Linked DNA regions of Homo sapiens: region 1 is linked to region 2. Evidence: read pairs that join two places in POLR2A ChIA-PET (ENCODE). Cell type or tissue: Panc1. All regions are shown on one strand.

Region 1 (2,500 bases), 550 kb after region 2:
GCCAGGAGTTCCAGACCAGCCTGGCCAACATGGTGAAACCCCGTCTCTACTAAAAATACAAAAATTAGCCAGATGTGATGGTGGGTGCCTGTAATCCCAGCTACTTGGGAGGCTGAGGCAGGAGAATTGCTTAAAACTGGGAGGCAGAGGTTGCAGTGAGCCAGAATCACACCACTGTACTCCAGCCTGGGAGACAGAGCAAGACTCCATCTCAAAAAGAAAAAATAGACCAACTGCGGTGGCTCACGCCTGTAATCCCAGCACTTTGGGAAGTCGAGGTGGGTGGATCATGAGGTAAGGAGATCGAGACCATCTTGGCTAACACAGTGAAACCCTGTCTCTACTAAAAATACAAAAAAATTAGCCGGGCGTGGTGGCAGGCTCCTGTAGTCCCAGCTATTTGGGAGGCTGAGGCAGGAGAATGGCGTGAACCTGGGAGGCGGAGCTTGCAGTGAGCCAAGATCGCGCCACTGCACTCCAACCTGGGCGACAGAGTGAGACTCCGTCTCAAAAAAAAAAGAAAAAAAGAAAAAAAGAAAAAAAATGAATGTGGAACTGAATTTAGAAAGAAAGGACGCAAGAAGGGATGGGACCCCTCACACCTGGGGCCGGAGGGGCTGGCCTCCGATGAAGTTGATTGATTGAAGTTGCAGATCCCCATCCACTTGCAGGTGGGTGACCATCTGTAGGGGAAGCCGGTGCCCGTACTCATAGAAGGGATTTCCATTTACCACCACCTGGAGGGCAGAGATGGGAGGTCAGGAGTCAGCACCCATGATCCTGGGAAGGTACAAACAGGAAGCAAGGGCAGGGCACCCTGGCTCACGCCTCTAATCCCAGCACTTTGGGAGGCTGAGGGGGGTGGATCATTTGAGATCAGGAGTGTGAGACCAGTCTGGCCAACATAGTGAAACCCCATCTCTACTAAAAATACAAAAATTAGCCAGGCATGGTGGCGGGCTCCTGTAATCCCAGATACTCAGGAGGCTGAGGCAGGAGAATCGCCTGAACCCGGGAGGTGGAGGTTGCAGTGAGTGGAGATCACGCTGCTGCACTCCAGCTTGGGTGACAGAGCAAGACTCTGTCTCAAAAAAAAAAAAAAGCAAGGATCAGGGATCTTTTTCATTGGGAGTCGATAGTCTTGGGGATGAGCTGGGACAGCCTCAGCATCAGGAACCTTGGAGTCCACAGCTCAGAGGTCAAGCTAAGGTCAAAAATCAGCTCACTGGCCGGGCGCAGTGGCTCATGCCTGTAATCCCAGCACTTTAGGAAGCCAAGGTGGGGGATCATTTGAGATCAAGAGTTCGAGACCAGCTTGAGAAACATAGCAAGACCCCGTCTTTACAAAAATATACAAAAATTAGCCGGGCGTGGTGGTGTGCACCTAGAGTCCCAGCTACTCCGGAGGCTAATGTGAGAGGATCACCTGAGCCCGGGGAGGTTGAGGCTGTAGTGAGCTGTTTGCATCACTGCACTCCAGCCTGGGCAACAGAGCGAGACCCAGTCTCAAGAGGAAAACAAAAAGTACACGTTTTGCAAAAAACACAAAGTGGTAGGAGGAAATACACATGAAATGTATTACAAGACTCTCAGCAGTAGGGTAATGGGACTAAGGAAAAGCGCTAAAAGAGGATTTTTAAAAATAGGCAGGAAACGGCCGCCCTTCGTCTGGGAGGTGAGGAGCGCCTCTGCCCGGCCGCCCCGTCTGGGAAGTGAGGAGCGCCTCTGCCAGGCCGCCCTGTCTGGGAAGTGTACCCAACAGCTCCGAAGAGACAGCGACCATCAAGAATGGGCCATGATGACGATGGCGGTTTTGTCGAAAAGAAAAGGGGGAAATGTGGGGAAAAGAAAGAGAGATCAGATTGTTACTGTGTCTGTGTAGAAAGAAGTAGACATAGAAGACTCCATTTTGTTCTGTACTAAGAAAAATTCTTCTGCCTTGAGTTGCTGTTAATCTGTAACCTTACCCTGTGTTCCCTGAGACATGTGGTGTGTCAACTCAGGGTTAAATGGATTAAGGGCTGTGCAGGATGTGCTTTGTTAAACAGAGGCTTGAAGGCAGCATGCTCCTTAAGAGTCATCACCACTCCCTAATCTCAAGTACCCAGGGACACAAACACTGTGGAAGGCCGCAGGGCCCTCTGCCTAGGAAAACCAGAGACCTTTGTTCACGTGTTTATCTGCTGACCTTCTCTCCACTATTATCCTATGACCCTGCCACATCCCCCTCTCTGAGAAACACCCAAGAATGATCAATAAATAAAAATAAATAAATAAATAAATAATAAAATAAAATAAAATAGGCAGGAAAGAAGGAAAAGAAAAGAAAGAAGTTGACATAAAAAGTGGGGATGGAAAAAGGAAATAAATGAAGGAGGGAAGGAGAGAGAAGGAAGAAGAGAGGAGGGAAGGGGGAAGGAAGGAGGGGAGGAAAGAGGAGAGAACAGAGAAAGAGGAAGGAAAAAGAGGAAAAAGAAGGAAGGGGCTGGGTGTGGTGGCT
Region 2 (2,500 bases):
CCTAGAGCTAGTTGGAGAAACATGAATAGTTTTCCCTTTTAAAGCAGGGAAGGAAGTGGGAGGGGTTGGGCCGCTCAGCTTCAGGGCCTGGGAGGATGGAGGGCCCCCAGAGGTGGGGAAGGGAGCCCGGGGTGGCGGAGGCAGTGACAGGGGAGGACAGAGGGAGACTGAGCCCGAAGGCTGGTGGCCAAAGGACAGGCACAGGAGAGGCAAAAACAGGGCAGATGGGGGAGGACAGAATGGAGCCCCCTCAGCAGATGGGGGAGAGAGGGAGAGAGACAAGTAGGAGGACAAAAGACACCCCTGGAGACCAGAAAGAGCTGCGGAGGGCAGGTTGGGGCCGGGGGTGGTGGGGCCGGGTGGTGTTCCCCAGAGACCCTTCTGCCAGCTTCTTCCCCCTCCCCCATCAGAGTACTTGGGGCCAGAACAGGGAGAGAATGAGGGAGAGAAAACTCACCTCGACAGGTTTCCCACATGACTTCAGGAGTCCCTAAAACCCCCAACCAAGAACAAAACAAAACAGTAAATGACTAACACCTACTCCCCTCCAGCCCCTTCCCTTTCCCAAAAGGCCCCAGCAGCAAGACAAATGGAAGTCAGACTCCAGGGTGGACTGCCCACCAAGCTTCAAGAGAGGAACAGAGCCCAAGGGGCATGTGGATCGACTCAGGGCAGGGGTGAGTTACTAGATCCAGAGAGGGCGAGAGGGTCACACAGCACTTCCCTCCTCTAAAAAGGTATAAGCCATAAGCAAAGACATGGCTGCCAAACTGCCTGGGTTCGATGCCCAGCTCTGCTCCTTCTGAGCTGTGTGACACTGGGCAAGGGATTCAACCTCTCTGGGCCTCATTTTCCTCATGGGGAAAATGGAGCTCACACTAGCGCCTGCTTCGGAGGGTTTTGTGAGGGTTAAGTGAGTGAATACATGTAAAGCCATCACACCAGTGCCCGGCATCTAGTGAGCACTCAGTAAACACGTGAACTATTGCTATTATTTTTAGGGAGGTGCAAAGTGGGAGGCTGGGGGACACGTCCCCCCACCTACCTGGATTTTCCGGCTTCTCTCCTCTTCACTCTCTAACTCCAACAATTCATCAATGTTGATCTCATCGGGCATGTCTGCCTCCTAGGGCCAGGGAGGGAGGGGTGCTTAGGATCCCCTTCCCTCCCTCCCTCGCCTTTGTCCAGGGCTCTGCAGGAGCCCCACCGGCCCCAGGGCCCAGCTGGCGGGTTCTGGAGCATTAATGTGGCAGTCCGGGACAGCACTGCCAAGACGGGACATCTGGGTGTTGGGGGGGAGGGGTGACAGATGGGCTGAGAGAGCCCCGGGGCCCTGTACCAGCCCGATGCCTGGGCCCATGGGCCCCGGGAGCCTCGGGGCTGGCACGGGTCTCTCGCCTTGGCTCTAGTTCCCACAGAGGAAAACAGGCCTAGTGGAGTCCTGGAATGTCAGATTCTGGGATTCGGGAGAGGAGCTGGCTTCTGCCCTTTCAAGGAAAAGTCTTAGCACTAGGTGCAGGGGAGGAGAGGCTGGCAGCCAGCAGCCAGCTGGGGCGGCCCCTTCCCCCAGGGGACAGGAAGGGAGGGGACAGGAAGGGAGGGGACGGCTTGGGCCAGCCCCCAGAGGGCCAAAATGCAGCCTGGTGAGACCGAAGGGAGGACCACCGAGGCCCCTCAAGGTGGGTGGGTGGGATGAGTCATGGCTCAACTCAGCTGCTAAGAGCGGGGCGCTGAGTGTGGCCTCTACAGGCAGTGGCCCAAGCGCAGGCTGGCTCAGTACCCCTGCTGGGAATAGGACCCAGCTGTCCCCAGCTGTCGAGGGAGCAAGAGAGCCTTGGGGTTATGAATCCTTTCCTCCCCAACCCAAAGTCCGGCTGTCGGCTTCAGGCCTGGGGCTTCAGGGCTGGATGGTCCTGGTTCATGTGTGGTGAAGGGGCTTCAGCAAGGACACAGGTGTGTGAGTCTCTGCCAGGGCCACAGCCTGATGCCAAGGGCCTGGGGCTGGCCGAGGATGCAGAGGGACCTGGCATCGTGCAGTGGCTTCGTATAGTGGACTGTGGTCCTGCAGGTGTGAGGTGTGTGGCTCTGGCTTGGGTGTGTGACACATCAGCATGTGTCCACAGTCAGCTGTGGGGCCCACCACCTGAGAATGGCCTCATAGATGCCACCTGCCACTAGCAACCAGATTGGTTCACCTGTATGGGCCCAGGTGTGAGTCTGAGAACAGAGGGACTGCATGTCACCATGGGAGAAGGGCCATGCCTTCCACCATTGTCGCACCATGAAGAGGAGGACTCGTGGGTCCTGTGTACACTGTAGCATACAGAAGTCACAGAAGGCCAGGCGCAGTGGCTCACGCCTGTAATCCTGACATTTTGGGAGGCCGACAAGAGAGAATTGCTTGAGCCTAGGAGTTCAAGATCAGCCTGAGCAACATAGCGAGGCCCCATCTCTTTTTCTTTTTTCTTTTTTTTGAGACAAAGTCTCCTTCTGTCACCTA

The links. ChIA-PET counts read pairs that join two places held together with the same protein. Peaks named below come from ENCODE experiments on the same cell type or tissue, not always from the same donor. Only the 100,000 strongest peaks of a DNase experiment are listed, where the experiment ranks them.
Region 1: POLR2A ChIA-PET joins it to region 2 with 8 read pairs; 2 of 35 experiments call an interaction of 5 or more read pairs at or near these places.

Annotation. Positions count from the first base shown.
Region 1 is chr19:38,805,859-38,808,358 of GRCh38, forward strand. It overlaps LGALS4 (galectin 4), which reads right to left. Exons shown (of 10, transcript NM_006149.4): 4 at 603-737. Among named protein-coding and RNA genes, the nearest start is that of LGALS4, 5.8 kb to the right of the region's middle. In Panc1, no CTCF peak of the experiment used is centred here; no DNase peak of the experiment used is centred here.
Region 2 is chr19:38,251,849-38,254,348 of GRCh38, forward strand. It overlaps PPP1R14A (protein phosphatase 1 regulatory inhibitor subunit 14A), which reads right to left. Exons shown (of 4, transcript NM_033256.3): 2 at 1,046-1,126; 3 at 458-490. Among named protein-coding and RNA genes, the nearest start is that of PPP1R14A, 3.3 kb to the right of the region's middle. In Panc1, no CTCF peak of the experiment used is centred here; no DNase peak of the experiment used is centred here; H3K4me3 peaks cover 2,500 bases; H3K27ac peaks cover 2,500 bases.